Linked DNA regions of Homo sapiens: region 1 is linked to region 2. Evidence: read pairs that join two places in POLR2A ChIA-PET (ENCODE). Cell type or tissue: OCI-LY7. All regions are shown on one strand. Links, peaks and the distances in the headings refer to the core of each region. The heading gives the core; the rest is flanking DNA.

Region 1 (8,345 bases), core at 28-8,027, 570 kb before region 2:
TCAGTTCCCTAATGCCCTAACGTGTCGATCCTCCTCCCTTTTTTCTCTTCAGTTTGCTGATGAGAGCTGTTTAGTTCATTTACTAAGTTTTTATTTTCCCACAATAAAATGAAGAAAAGAAACAGAGATTAAAAATTGTACAAAAACATTACAGGAAAAAAAAAGGAATCATTTTGTAGATAAACTTCATGTTGTGGTGTTGAAAGTTAAGGTCCACAAATCAAAATGCAGTCATTTCTACAGAGCTAGGCTTTTTCACTGCACTCGCAGCGAATCACGCTGTGGTTAGTTGAAAGTGCTGTTCACATAATAAATTAACCACCTCATTTCCTTCATCACCAAAATATACATAGCGCCCTCATACAGATTTGTTTTAATAAAAGTAATAAAGCAAGCCCAGAGGTTATGGCTGTTATGACATAATCACACCTCTGAGACTTAAAAACACTCACTTGCACATCATGCCTCAAAAAGTCTTTGCAAGTTCCCTTCCAACAAAACCTAACTGCATTCATACCCTCTGGCCCCATGTATTCAAAATAAATAATGAAACAAAAGCCTTGTATATGTCAGAAAATTATCCCTTTCCATTAAGCATTTGAAAAGAATATACACTTTTTAATAATACAGTACAATAAACAGATTGGGTGCCCTGCTCTAGATTATTAAAGACAACACATCAGCAGAGTTAAAAGTACACTAAGAGGAGATCGAAACCATCCTGGCCAACATGGTGAAACCCCGTCTGTACTAAAAAAAAAAAAATACAAAAAAAAAAATTAGCCAGGCGTGGTGTCGGGCACCTGTAGTCCCAGCTACTTGGGAGGCTGAGGCAGGAGAATGGCGTGAACCTGGGAGGCAGAGCTTGCAGTGAGCTGAGATCGCGCCACTGCACTCCAGCCTGGGCAACAGAGCGAGACTGCATCTCAAAAAAAAAAGTACACTAAGAAGGCTGCTAACCTGCCTACTATCCCACCCAAAAATAGATTTTTTAAGGTTAGTTGTTCAAAACGACAACACATGCATTTCTGTGGACTGAAAAACAATTTTCATTCTACACGAATCCAGGATAAGTAACTTTTCTTACATGGTAATGATATTTAATTGTTGAGAATAACCCGGGGGGGGGGGGGGAAATCTCTCTTGTCAATATAATTTTCCCTCACTACAGACTTTTATCATTAGAATTCCTTTCCATGATCACCAGAAAGAAAGACAATGTAACACAACTGTCTATAGCATAAGATAGATTGGACGGAGAACTTTGCCATGAGTGAACCCATACCATAATTCAACGAGGCCACCCTTCCTGTCTCTGTACCACATTATAAAATCACTTTGCAGGCAGGGTTTATTTCCCACTTCAACTCTTATACCTTAGGCCTTCCTGCAGGATTATGCATTTAATGCATACTGTCCCTATAATAATGATGATGTCTTCCCCTTAAATTTAAAATGTAACATAATCTTACAAGTAATTACATTTGCCTGTGCTATTCTTAAAGATCATGATCAACTCACACTCCAACACACATATATAAAGGAATGAGTTAATCAACATTCCTGAAAAATAGCAAGTATCAGATATTCAGGATACAGTTTTGAAATTCTCATAAGTGGCCCCCCATAGTGCTTCCACATTTTATTTCTCTTCTCAATTGCTATAATCACCTAGCACAATCTTATATTTGGGTTCTCAACATTTTTTCTAATGTGAACATTATTATATTACATGGTTTTTTCCATGAGTAAAGTTAAACATTACATCCAAGATTGTTAGTGTGCCAAATGGTTATCCACATATAATTATATCCCAAAATTTAGCAAAGCAGTAATACCTTTATGAAGGATTAAACATTTTTGGAGTAATCTTATTCTACTATTTTTAGTCTACAAACTATGCATCCACACACAACCAATATATGCATCCACACATAACCAGTACACTAAAAACTCCCTTAGGGCTCTGTATCAAACAAAGATAAAATTACTAAGAACTTCCATAACTTACATTTTGATGAATAAGTTCACTTTAAAGGAAAAATTCTATTCCAATGAATCCCATCGCAACAAAGTTTTTCTTGGATAAAGATATTACACTTTACATTGTAAGTCCTAATTACTGATTTAGTCATAATCAAAGAACATTCCTTTATAAGTGCTACCTCTGATCTGTCCTGGTAAGGATTATTTCCACCGAGAACAGAATATGCCTTGCAGAGGGGGTAAAGAAATGGAGATGTATGCTAAATTAAAGAACTCCAGTTCTTTCATCCATAGCACTCCTTCTTCACTTTCCTTAGCCATTCTCACTTCAACTACATGGCCATTCTAATGCTCTCTGGCCCTAAACTACCAAACACCTTTCAAGCAGGTGCTCACATACAGAACTCCCACAGAAAGATCCAAGTCAAAAGAGAACAGAAAAGAGATGAGGTATGCAAGATAGCTCTCTCCTATCCTATTAGGTTTCAAGAAACTTTTGCTCGCCAATTCACAGAAAAACGATGTTCTAGGGTACCTTTTGAAAAGACATTTCACGTCCTCAGATCATTGGTTAGATGGCAAATATAATAAACAAGTAACAGCCCTCATAAAAGGTCAATTAATAAAGAGCTGTAAGTGTCACCTCCATACACTGAATTACACAAAGCATTCTATCACAAAGAAGGGAAAGAATGTGGCATTGGTTATTCTGGTCACTACCTCAGCTTTGAGACAGATTACATTTTGAATATGTTAACGAGGCCTTCACAAGGCCAGCCATTCACTATCAACTAAACCCAAGGGCTTGAAATTCACACAGGTATAAAACACTGAGACACAAAATTGGAGACTGGATCAGTGTTCCAGATCACAGAATGTGTAAATGAGACAGAATATTTTCAGGTAACTGAAGTCTGAACATTAAAGCTCTAAAAATGTATACAAAAGTATAAAAAGTAAGTTGTATGCCAAATACAACCTAATAAAATAAGAAAAAAAGGCTATTTATGAAATAATGAAGTGGTTTTACCGACATCTTTAAACATTTGTCATAACTATTCTCAATTAATTGAGTACCAATACTCTGTTAAAAAGAAACTGTCATGGTTGAGATTGTACACACACACACACACACACACACACACACACACACACACACACACACAGAGTCATCCCCTGGTATGGGGGATTTTTTCTAGGACTCCCTGCAGATACCCAAATCCATAGGTACTCAAGGCCCTGATATAAAACGGTGTAGTATTTGCATTTAACCTATGCTGCACAACCTCCTGTGTACTTTAAATCATCTCTAGATTACTTATAATACCTAATACGGTGTAAAGGCTATTTAAATAGTTGTTAAACTGTATGGTTTAGGCAACAATGACACGGAAAAAAAGTCTGTACATGTTCAGTACAGATGCAACTATCCTTTTTTTCCTCTCAATATTTTCAATCCATAATTAGTTGAATTTGGAAGCCCCAGATATGGAGGGCTGACTATATACACACATATACATATATGTGTGTATATATATATAAATGCACACACAGACACACGAATGTGACAGTCAAAATTCTGATGGGAAATGATCCAGACTGCAAGAAAACACCATGGTCCCTGTCTGGACAAAAAACTGAACAGATTCTTACCTTGAACATAAAGGACTTAACACTTTTAATGATCAAAGTATAAGACTGGAAGAAAACTAGAAAGGAAGACAATGATTTTCAACATATTTTCTTCAAAGGAGTTTCATTTTAAAAATATTATTTAACAGTTCAGGTTTAAAATTTTAAGTGAAAGGCTACACTTTTTAATGTAACCTTGATTTTTACAAGATTTCCAGGTGTTCTGAATGCATGTTACAGTGCATTACATTACAGTGCATTCAAAACACCTGGATCTAAGAAGCATTTGTGACCAGGCTACATTTTCTTGATTTTAAATGAACAAGAATTGTTTTAAAATTAAACACAAAAGACACATTTTCAGTTCTGATCCCACTTCAACAAAAATTTGGAGAGGCTGCAAAATTTTATGGTGTGTTTATAATAAAGTTTAAAAAATACAATAAATGGTCAACTATACCAATAATCTACCATGCATTCATTCAGAAATACTGAATATCTACCATGTGCCAGGTCCTGGGAGCTGAAGATACAAGAAGTGGAAACAGCCTACCCTCATGTAAGGGCTTTTATTGCACTAGAAGAGGAACACAGTAAGCAAATAAATACTGTGATTTCAGACACTTAACACTAGCTGTTCTTTTGTGTGTGTTGAGGGAGCAGTTAGCAGGGAGTAGGTTCCTGCTTCACAGAGAAGATAAGAAATGTAGGGGAACAACTCCTCACAGTCCTGCTATCTTCCATCTCTTGCCGGGCACCTACTACCCCACAGGAGTCTCTCTGGAGCTCCTCTCCATTTTCTTCCTTAGGCTATTCCTGGAGGCATCCTGTGGATGCCATCTCCTCAGGCAACCAGCTGCCTCCCTCTTCAGCATATTCAACTTCTCACTCTCCACTTCTCCCTCCTCCCAGTGACATTCAACACATTCAAATCCTGACCTCCTTAAATAACTCTCTTCCTTAAACATTTGTATACACTTGTCTCTCAAATGCTTACACTTCATTCAGTCCTGGATTTAATTCTTTCAGACTTCTGCCTCCACCACTCCAGTGAAATTATTTTTATGGTAATCATCAATATTTTAAATGAGTACGTTCACTTTAAAGGAAAATTTCTTTAAAGGAAACATTTAAAATTAAACACAAAAGACACATTTTCAGTTCTGTTCCTATTTCATCTTGGTTGTGTTTCACAATACTGATTTTTGCTTCTTCAAACTCTCACCCTTAGATACTGGCATGTCCTAATTTTCCTCCTACATTACATACACTGCAATGTGCATTCAAAACACCTAGAAATCTTGTTAAAATCAGATTCTGATTCAACAGGCCTGAGGGAGGGCCCAGGAGACTTTCAGCAGGGTCTCTTGTTAATCAAAACAGACCAGCAGCACAGTTATCACCTGAGTGCTTCCTAGAAACACAGACTGTCATTGCTCACTCCAGGTTAACTGAATCAGAGTTTGCATCTTTAACAAAGGGATTTTATATGCATAGTCAAGTTTGAGGAGCATTAGAGACCAGTGGTTCTCAAACCCAGGCCAATAAAACACAGACTACAGGGTCCAATCCCCCTGAATTTCTGATCCTACAGGTCTGGGAAGCAAGTGAAAGAATGCACATTTCTAGCATATTGTCAGATGATATTGATGCTGCTAGTCTACTGACTGTATTTTCAGAACTAGTGATTCTCCGCCCTGGTTGTACATTTGAATTACATGTGAATTTTAAGAAGCTTGTTGGCATGTGGGGCCCACCCCCAGACCAATTAAACTACAAACTCTGGAGATGTAGCCTAGGTATTTTTAAAAACTCCCCTGCATAATCTTAAGGTTTCTCATTTAAATAATTTAAGAGTGAGGGAAGCAGGTAGTGGCGAAAAGAAAATAGTATACGATAAATGCTAGTTAAATGACAGTACCATTACTGTAACATATGATACCATAATTCCTTAAACATCTGCTCTACCCAACTCTGCCCTGTATATAAGCACTAGAAATTTGGCAGTCTACAGGTTTGTCGTAGGCCACATCTGTCTAAAATGACCATGGGGGAAAAATAATTATTTAATTCCTAAAATTCACAGAAGAAAAACCTGCATTTATGAGATAAGATATTTTTTAAGATAGTGTCAAAACTGTGCCTTACAAAGCATTTGACTTCGTGCAACATTAGGGGCTTGAGAAAGATTTCTAAGAATATTATGAAGGGAAAGGTAACATATAATATGAAATGTATATTTAAATTTTCACTAACAATGAAAATAGCTTACCTTTTTCTGATTATAAGTAAATTCTCATTGTAAAACACACATGTACACACACACTCATCAATATATAGGGAAGACACTAAAACCAACTGAAAGCCAAAGTTCCCGAGTTAAAGCATCTGTAGCATTTGACCAAGCTTTCCTGCATCTTGTTAAAAAATTATGAAATATTTAACAAAAGTTACAGAGTATAAGCAACACCAACCAGTTTAAGAAATAAGATATTATAAATATGATTGAAACTCCTGGTGTACCTCTCCCAGTTCCCATTTTTCTCTCGTTCCATGCCCCATCCAAACTATCATCTTAAATTCTGCGCTTATTTTTATAATCTTACTATATATAGGTATTCATAAATCCTATATATTTCATATTTTTAAATTTTATATCAGCCCTATAATACTGTACATATTCTGCAACTTACTTTCTCGCTTAACATTACATCTTATGAGGTTTCTCCATATTAATCTAGCATTTCTGAGTCATTTTCACTGCTCTATCTGTTCTTTCACAGTCTTGACTTTACTAGTGTATCTTTCCAGTTTCCAGATGATGAGCACAGTATTTCCAAATTTTCACTACTATAAATATTGCTTCAATGAACTTTTTTTTTTTTTTTTTGACACAGGGTCTCACTCTGTTGCCCTGGCTGGAGTGCAGTGGCATAATCACAACACAATGCAGCCTTTATCTTCCGGGCCCAAGTGATCCTTTCACCTCAGCCTCCCCAGTAGCTGGGACTACATGTGTGCACCACCATGCTCAGCTAATTGTTTTACTTTTTTGTAGAGATGACGTCTCACTATGTCACTCAGGCTGTCTCAAACTCCTGGGCTCAAGCAATCCTCCTACCTCGGCCTCCCAAAGTGTTGGGATTACAGGTGTGAGCCACCGTGCCCAGTCTCAATGAATTTATTGTGCATGTCTTCTTAGGTTCATTTTAGAGAATTTTTCTAGGCTATATACATTCTGCAACAGAATTGCTGAGTTGAAGAGAATTCTCATCTCCAGCTCTGTTAACTTCCAGTGCTCTCCAAAGTGGTGGTACCAATTTATACTGCTATAAATAATGTACAAGATTCCAAGTGTTCCACATGCTTGCTAACATCTGAATTATCAGACTAATTTTTGACAGCCTGAAGGGTTTATGGCTTTAGCATGCATTTCCTCCATTCATGGTAAGAGAGAGAAATTTTTTCATAGCTTTATTATTCTTTTGTATCTCCTCTTCTGTGAACTGCCTGTTCATAGCCTTTGCCTGTTTTTCTCTGGAATTGTCTTTTCATGTCTTGATTTGCAAGAGACCTTTACATATTCTGTATCATTTATAGTTTATGTGTTGTAAATATAATACCTTCTCCCTGTCTATGGATGGTCTATATATTGTTTTCTGACTGAGAGATGTTTTAGATTCTAATGCAGTAGAATTTACTAATCTTTTCTTTCATGATAGTATTTTTAATGTTATATATAATTTTTTAAATGATCATATAATTATTAGTTTTAAACACTGAAAGTAACTTAAAGTTTTAGAAACTGTAACAGTGATTTCTGTGCTAACACGAAAACTAGAAGGTGAACTTGAAACTGAAATGGATCTAGTTTCACTGCCAAGGTCAATGACATACACAGAGTAAGCAAACAAAAGATAAAGGAAATTAGATATGTCATTTTAATTTAAGGCATTATTGGTAAAAGGTTCTTCAAATCATGCTATCATTTCACATTTCTTTTAAAGATAAGTAATGGTGTTACACTAGGTTATGTGTGTGTATACATGGCTTATTACATTGTTGGTGATTTCCAGGAACTTGAGAAAACTAAAGCTAGTATTTCAACATAGGAAGCATAATTCATCCTGAAGGGAAAAATACCCAGAAAAGAAATTTTAAAACTTGAAATTTAAGGAATAAATAGCAAATTCTAACACATGAGTTGGGTTCATACACCTAGTCAAGGTCAATTACTTGTTTTCCTTCAGTTAGGTCTCTGCTTTGTCACAAGTGAATGAAATATCTGAATTGCAAGGCTAAGTCTGAATTTCACTCATAATACCCTGTAAAGCAAAGATTCAGTACAGCCCATATCCTGGGCCTTAGAGTCAAGGGACAACATTGCAAAACCATTTTGGCAGAGAATTCACCTGTGTAAATAATGTCTCAGTTTTAGAACAATTTCCTCTGTTTCACCTTTGTGTTTTCTCTATTTCAAAATACTGCTTTTGTGTATGGGGCAAAAATCCAAACAAAAGTCACCTAGGTGACCGGGCATGGGACAGACTCTTTTCTGTATCCCACTTTACTATGATAATTAAGGAATTAAAATGTTTTAAAAGATTTGAGCAAACACTGTAGAACAGGCAAGAAACCTTACTTTATTTAGACCTAAACTAAAACTCCATTTAATAATCTCTACATGTTGACTATAAAACAGTTTGTTTTTTATTTTTTTGATTTGT
Region 2 (8,345 bases), core at 178-8,177:
GGAGGCTGAGGTAGGAGGGTAGGTTGAGCCCAGGAGGTTGAGGCTGCAGTGAAGCATGATTGTACCACTTGTACTTCATCCTGGGCATCAGAGTGAGACCCTATCTCAAAAAAGAAAGAAAAAGAAAAGAAAAACAAGATCATGATTACCAGGGAAGTCCAAATAGGGACTGAATGAGGATGGGGAGAGAGGTTGCAATTAAAGAGAGTTAAAGGGGTTTCAAAGGCCAGCAACCATGTTCTATCTGTCAAGGTGGGTCACAGCTAAAAGTGAGTCTTATTTGATCTTTAAAATGCATATGCATATTTTACATATTCTCATTCGTAGGTATATTTTACAATAAGGCAGGGAAGGGGAACAAGAACATGAAAGCATCCAAACTGTCATAGGCACTAGCATTTTAAATGATGACATGCTCTCCAAAAATTCGAACTTTAACAAAAAACTGAGCTTGTGCACTACCTCTGTGTATCATTCTTTTGCCACTAAAGTTTCGATTTTCCTGTTCTTTTGGCAGTATGATCTGTCTCAAGGACAAGAAGTGTGGTGACTGGTCCCATGGCCTATTTAGCTGGAAGAATGAAGCGTAGTCCCTATCCTCTTTCCAAGACCAAGGCCAAGATGGGGCTCAAGACCAGGGGGTTATCTACAGAACTGCTGGCCCACCTTCCACCTACCCTGGGGGACCTCCCTCTTGAAGGTTGGGATTCTTTTTTTTCTTTTTTTTTTTTGAGATGGAGTCGGGCTCTGTGGCCCAGACTGGAGTGCAGTGGCAAGATCTTAGCTCACTGCAGCCTCCGCCTCCCGGGTTCACGTGATTCTCCTGCCTCAGCCTCCCGAGTAGCTGGGATTACAGGCTCCCACCACTGCACCCGGCTGACTTTTGTGTTTTTAGTAGAGACGGGGTTTTGCCATGCTGGCCAGGCCGGTCTCAAACTCTTGACCTCAAGTGATCCGCCCGTCTCAGCCTCCCAAAGTGCTGGAATTACAGGCGTGAGCCACCGCGTCCGGCCGAAGGTTGGGATTCTTAAAGAGTAACCTAGCCCAGCCTCACTCTTTCAGCAAGCAGCTCTGAGTTGGGGGGTAAACTTTCTTCACTGCCACAACATTTGTGTTTTGCAACATGTTTTTAAACCATGTTTTATAACTAAGAAGATGCCAAACATTTCATTTGGCAGTTTGTATTATGAAAACCATAGTTATCTTTCCATTTTCACCTATAAAGTGATGTTATAAATTGAACCTTTTAAACTGTAGATGTGTGTGTTCTTTCTAGATTCTGGCATATTCTATAGGGGACATAGCACTCACTGTGCTGCCCTCCCCACCTGCCACCACTGGTTGAAAATAACAGCTTTCCTTGCTGCCATCACATACGTAAATGTAACTAACATTTATAGAGTGTTTTCTATAAGCCAAGAATGATAATAACTGATGTTCTTTTTAAAAACTTTTAAGTTCAGGGTATATGTGCAGGTTTGTTACATAGGTAAACTTGTGTCATGGGGGCTTATTGTACAGATTATTTCATCACCCAGGTATTAAGCTTGGTACTCATTAGTTATTTTTGCTGATCCTCTCCCTCCTCCCCACTCCCACAGGCCCCAGTGCATGTTGTTCCCCTCTATGTGTCCATGTATGCTCATCATTTAGCTCTCACTTACAAGTGAGAACATGTGGTATTTGGTTTTCTGTTCCTGTGTTAGTTTGCTAAGGATAATGGCCTCCAGCTCCATCCATGTCCCTGTAAAGGACATGATCTGGTTCTTTTTTATGGCTGCATATTATTCCATGGTGTGTATATACCACATTTTCTTTACCCAGTCTATCATTGATGGGCATTTAGGTTGATTCCACGTCTTTGTTATTGTGAACTTAGCTAATGTTCTTATGGCACTTACTATATACCTGTCATTTTTTAAAGCTCTTTACGTATGTTGATTAACTTAATCTTTGCAATAGTCCTGAGAGGTGGATATCCTGAGACACAGGGAGGTAGAATGACTTCTCCAACGTCACATAGTTAAGAAGTGGTAGAATTGGATTTGAACCAAGGCAGTTTCTGTTCCATTGTCCTAGTGTTCATCATTCTACAGTGCTGTCTCAGATAATATGTTAAATTTACATGGTGGTTTCATCTTTTCCACAACTTTTTTATTTCCCCATTTTATGGATAAGCACATTGAGGTTTGGAATTTCATGTGACACCGGGGTGAACAGCAGGGGGAGCCACAAAAGTGGCTTGGAGGTGGGACCAATGAAGATCCTGTCTGTTCACTGCCCCCACTAACGCCACCCTTTGTGAAATGAAAAGGCCTCCCTGTATCCCTCAGTCCCAGGGTGAGTGGCTCCTGCAACAGGAAGAAGGAGCAGGTCCTAGACCAAGAGCTCAAGCAAGCCTGTTCATGCATCGCTAATTGCTTAAACATCAGGGAAAGGGGTTTGTCGTCGTATGGGTTTTTTTTTTTTTGTGGGAAAGCTTTTCATACAATGCTGGCTGACTCCTGAGCCTTAAAGTAAACAACTACATCATCCTGTACAGAGGGAGTCAGGAAAAGGAAACTAAGAAAATATCAAACTCCTGCAGCTTTTTTTGAAATGTAAGTGGAGGAGGAAATGATGTTTGGAGGGCATTTGCTGGGGTCCTTGTACCAGAAGACTCCATGAATAATGATCCTCTTCCCAAGCTGTGTATCTGAGTAAATGTTTCCCACACTGTCCTTTCTTCTAAATACCCTCTCTGTGACGCAAGGTGAAAAACCCACCCGCAAAACATGGCTAGAAGATTCTGTAAACCCATTAGAAAGTTAAGCTATTTCCCACCAGGGAGTAATGAAAAGCCTCACTTGCAAAACTGCTGGGTGACTGAGCTGATCACTCCCTGAGATCCCCACATCCTGGGAGGGCAGCATCCTCACTGCTGTCTCCATAGTCTAAGAACATGGACAATATTCTAGGCATCCACCTTGAACATGGAGAAGACAGCACTGGAGAACCTTGCAGATATAGACACACTCAGAAAGACAGCAGACTTGTTGAAAAACAAGCTTATTTTCTCATCCATACAACAGATGTGAACCTCCTGTCTAACCCCCAGGTCCTTTAAACCCACATGGGGCACTCTGGAGTGCTTTCCTGCTTCCCTAGCTAAGTTTAAGTCTTTCCTGTCCTCCCAGAATACCCCAAGTAGTGGGGCGGTCCCAAATACCAACTTGGTAGTGGGGGTTAGAGAGAGGGAGAGACTGAAAGGACAGAAGACAAAATCATGAAAATCATGTGGCTGTTCCACCATGCCCCCCTCCCTGGGGATTCTGAAGTCCTGTCCCTCCTCCCTCTTGCTGTTACTTCTGAACAGCTATTGCATCTTTCAGGTGTGATTTGGGGATGCATAAGATCTAAAGCTGCTACCTTCAGGGTCTCTGAAATTAATGTCTCTTAGGATTGCTGCTATCATAATACTTCCCTGTAGCAACTTGTAATTATGTCCCAACGAAAAGGAATTATTCGCTTAAACGACTTTTCCCTTTTCCACCTTCTAACCCACCATTTGTTTCTCCTAGCCCTGTGTGATGTGGGATAGTCCCTGTATTCCTGCACCACAAACTCTAACATCCTTGCAGTCTTGGTCATCCACGGAATATTTCTTCTCCGTGAAGACAGTTTTCGTTACGTGTTTCCTTTTATGATTGGTGGGACCTTCTCTGGAGTGTCTTGCACGGTCCTGTATACATCATTTGTTACCTGGAGTGCATTCTATATTTAAACAACTCTGTCGTGAATGATGTACCATGCTCTATGTGAGTAGGGATGAATATTTAAATGGATTTCCCTTAAATACTACTTTGGATAGTAACTGAAGCAATGGATTAGAGTGGGATAGCCAATTAGATTTTTATTTGAAATAAATCACTTGGGAAAGGAGCTTTACAAATAAACGAAAAGAACTTGCCCACTTTTGTGACCGTATTTTGAGACTTTGAGCACCACTCATGCCCAGCAAAATAAAATGTCAATATCTCCTTGTTCCTTTGTTGGCTCTCAGCCTGCTGTCTTCGATCTCACTGCCCGCTTTCTGGAAACATTGGCATGTGAATTCCTGCCTGTTCCCTCTGCCTGAGATGCCCCAGCCATGCCCCTTGATTGTCCTGACCTCCCACTGATCATCTCACATCCCGCCTCTTCCACAAACCCTTCAGTTCATCCAAATCCCTGTAGCATTTATTAATTTTCCTTCTTTCTTGGCAGCCAGCATACATACCACGACTAGCTATTTAGATTTCTATGCACAAAAGTCTTATCTCCCAAAATCACTGTCAGTACCCAAAGGCAGACACACAGTCTTCTACCCCTTTACATTCTGCTCGTGTGTGTGTGTGTGTGTGTGTGTGTGTGTGTGTGTGTGTGTGTAGAAAAAACCCACTTACCCAGAGTAAAATGCTCATAAATGCTCATGCATCCTGTGGCAGTGATGGTAATGAAAGCCAGTGTGATTACACCCAGCAGGAGTCATTTCTGGAACTAAAATCGGCTGATTTAGCAGCTACCGTCAAGTTGCTAGTCCATCATGCTCCTCCTCTCAGCCCATGACTAGAGAATCCTGAATATCCCACATGCTCCTCACAGCCCCTACCAACTGGTCGCAATTTGCATGGGAGAGAATGCGAACTTATTTTTTTAACCTCTTCCCACCCACACAAACTCATCTCACAGCCTCTTAGCAATAGGGTATCTCATTTTGAACATTTACTTTTCAGACATTTATTTGGTTTTTTAAACTTCCAGCAAATATTAACAATGCCAGTGAATCCTGGTGTTCTCCTTTGCGCAGTGGAAATAATACTTCCCTTAGAAGACTGCCGCAAGAATTTAGTTAAAACATGTATGGCCTTTAGCACAGTGCCTGGCATGTAGCACACATACAACTTTTAAATTGCTTTACAAAGTCCTTTGTCCATGATCTTACTTTATCTTCATGGTGCTTTTGCGACAGGCAGGGTCCTGGGATATCTTTCTTTGACAGATGAGGAAATAGGCACAAACGATGAGCTGGGACTGGAACTGAGATCTTTCCAGAACCACGCCTGTGCCCTTCCTGTTCCTGACAATGTTCATTTTAAGGAGGGGAGAGAGGACAGCATTTGTCTATGGAATGAGCCCTGGCACCCAGCTTCCGCCTGGGAAAACCGCCATCCCTCTCTTAAAATGGGCACGGGTTTGCTGGCAGGACTTGCCCTTAATTATGGTCAGGCCACCTCTTTACCCCCAGCCTTCCAAAACCTTCCCGCTGGTTGTCCCCAGTTGTACAGTTTGTTAAAGTCTACCGTGTTTTTTTTCTTGCATCTCAGTCATCTCCAAAAGTTCCAGGATGACTTGGGAGTTTTTATTGGCTAGGCTGAAAAAATGCCCAGGCAACAATGGTGTGTTGATGCTTGGAGTCAGGCTGGCTAGAGCAAGAAGTGATTTATGTAACTCTAGAAGGTCCTAATCAGGAAGCTGAGAGAAAGGGATGAAGCATGTTAATCCTCTCCATAATTTTCTCTTAAGAATGACTTTAGTTAGTCATGGGTAAAGTTTATCTTCCAAGGTGTGTGCTTTTGGGATATCGAAAGATTTCATGTTTCCCAGCTGAGACTTCCACATCTGCAGGCTGCCAGTGTTTTCAACTGTGAGAAAAGAGCTCTCTTTCCCAAAAATTCATCATGGACTGGAAACACGGAGGTATAAGTTGAAGTAGCCGTCAGTGGTGCTTCTAAAGGTCAGGGTTTCATGTATAGAACTGGAGCCATCCAGTTGGAGGAGAAGCCCGTTCTCACCTGTAATCAGATGAAAAATGTAGAAGCATGAGTTGGATGGCCTCCACTTATGACGCAATGACAAGAAGTCAACATGTAGTATTTACAAAGATCAGTCATTTCTGGGAGGATTAGAGAGGAGAAAAGGTGAACCAAACATCACTTATGGACTTAGTCATATCATTTTCACTGATGGTGATGACAGCACGTCAACACATCATCATTTGGTGAGAGAGGTCTGGTAGCCGTTGCTCATCATCTTCCTCACTGGGCGTGGTGGTGGGAAGTCCCACCACAGTGGGTGGTTTCCTTGGCATTCATAGCAGAACCCCACACCCTGTCTTCTGATGGCCCTTGGACATGGATCTTGCTGTCTCAGTTGACTATTGCATTGTCCCTCATGGCAGGGTTCTTAAACATTAGTGTTTTTGGATCTCCCAGGGAGCCGGTTAATTGGCAAATTGTAGGTCCCACCCCTTGAGATACAGATTCAATAGGGCTTGGGGATCTGCATTTTAAAATGCAAGGTGGTTATTGGCCACGCTTTGAGAAATACTGCCTGATAGTGGCATAGACACCTACTGTTGGAGAGAGTTGACTTTAGAATCAATCAGCAAATGACTGCCCAAGGCACTGTCCTAAATCTGACTGGATTTGAAAAAGATCTGTAAGCTATGAGCCTTATCCTCAAAAGTGTACGTATGAAATGAGGTAAGCAGTGCAGGATTCGATAGAATCAGATGCCGGGCTGCTGGAGGAGTTCCTAGAAGAATGGAGAGTCAGGGCAACTGGGCATGGGAGGTGGCATTTCACCTGAGCCTGGAGGACTGTAGGATTTGCACTGATGACTCAGAGGGGAAAGAGCATTTCTGATGAGAGGAACAAATTGAGGGGTCACCAGTGTGAGGACAACCTTGAGCTTGGGATTTCAGTCTGAAAGCCTATGTTTCAGTTTAGAGAAAGCCGTAGGCTTTCTAATGTACCTAAAACAGGCACCAAGTCTAGGCAGATGGCCCCAGCCCACTGACAGTGGGTAAGGACATAGCCTTAAGCCATGCTGGAGATGACAACACTCTAGGCTTTTAGAAATTTGGCTCTGAAATAAAGGATGTCTTGGGGCATCCCAAGAGCCAAGACTGCGGTCTGTGAGAGTCCAAACCTGAGTACTTATACCTCAATGTTACTTGTAAAGTAGTTACAGATTTTCCAAGCACTCACTTCCATGTTATCCTTAGATAGGGGCTGTCACCTACCCCATAGGGTTGTAGGGAGGATTAAATGAAATAAATTGGGTAAAGCACTTACCCAACAGCACCAGGCCCATAGCAAGCATTTAATAAATGATAGTGGTGATTAGGGCTCTTCCCCCTACTTTCGTAAGGAGGGGGCTGTGTGCCCGTGTTTGCATATTTGGTATTGTATTCTTCCTTGGTCGGAGTATCTTCCATTCCAACTCCTAATTTTGAAAACATTGCATATAGATCTCTAGCCACCAATCCTTCAAACCTCAAGCAACACCAGAATTGGCTGCTTCCTTCCGAAGATCCTCCCTCCCACATCTAAGGACACCACAGTAACTCAGTCTCTGTCAGCTTCCCCTCCTGTAGCCTTGGGAGCACGCCGAGGCCATGGGCTTAGGAGAGGCAACCTAGCATGCTGGACAGAACCCAGGGCGGGGATCCTGTCTGGGCTCTGCTGCCCAACCACAGGGAGTCCTTTGGCAAATCAACTGCTCTGACCTCCTTTGGAGGCTTGTTGGGAAGATTAGAGATATTATTTCTGGCATAGTGCCATGCACGTATCAGAGGCCAAACAGTAGCCAGATTCATTACTGATGGTATGTTCTGAGGTTTGCACCTTTGCAAACCATTCTGAGACTGCTAGCTTGTTGGCATGCACTGCCTACACCTTAGAGTGATAGCCCTACTATGTGTGGTCTCTGTACATCTTGGTTCTGGGAAGGGGCTACAAATCTGGATTAGACCCAAAGAGTCCCTTCTCGAAAGCAGCCTGTGACCACATGGGTTGTACCTCTGAAGCTGAAGGTCTCACCCTTCCTCTTCCTTCAGACAGGGTCTCCTTTGCTCTGGCTCAGCAAAATCAGAATGACCCTTGATGTCAGGGCTTTCAAGCAGAGCACATTCCCAGCTTCCATCGTCCAGGTGTCCCCATACACCACAGGCCTGCCCATAGCTCATGACACCACACTTCAGGATTTCTTTGATACCTCTAGAGAAACATCAGAATTTTTGAAGCTGGCCTGAAAGGCCAGAGCCTTCTCTGTAGCCTGAAGGATCTGAACTCCTTTCTCATAGAGAAAACAAGGTCCAGGTCTCCTGTGTGAGCAAGAAGCACAAAAGGCCAGGGCTTTGCTTGACTAGACCATACCCCAGGGCAGGCTCTTTTGTGCAGATGCTAACTTGAAACAGGACACTTTGTCCTTCCCAGTCCCTGCCTGCTCCATCCCCACCTCATAACTCCCCTCTTTAGTCCAGGGGGTGCCCTCCCAGACTTAGGGAAGGAGTGTGTGAAATGAAAAACCATTAGAGGTCT

Evidence for each region. Peaks named below come from ENCODE experiments on the same cell type or tissue, not always from the same donor. Only the 100,000 strongest peaks of a DNase experiment are listed, where the experiment ranks them.
Region 1: POLR2A ChIA-PET joins it to region 2 with 7 read pairs; 2 of 35 experiments call an interaction of 5 or more read pairs at or near these places.

What each region holds. Positions count from the first base shown.
Region 1 is chr2:45,461,898-45,470,242 of GRCh38, forward strand. The region is part of intron 16 of SRBD1 (S1 RNA binding domain 1); the gene reads right to left. Among named protein-coding and RNA genes, the nearest start is that of SRBD1, 150 kb to the right of the region's middle. RefSeq lists an enhancer at 4,071-4,581. In OCI-LY7, for the core only: no CTCF peak of the experiment used is centred there; a DNase peak (open chromatin) is centred at 4,998; H3K27ac peaks cover 2,904 bases.
Region 2 is chr2:46,027,229-46,035,573 of GRCh38, forward strand. All of the region lies in intron 10 of PRKCE (protein kinase C epsilon), which reads left to right. Among named protein-coding and RNA genes, the nearest start is that of EPAS1, 270 kb to the right of the region's middle. In OCI-LY7, for the core only: a CTCF peak has its summit at 2,221 (motif pointing right); no DNase peak of the experiment used is centred there.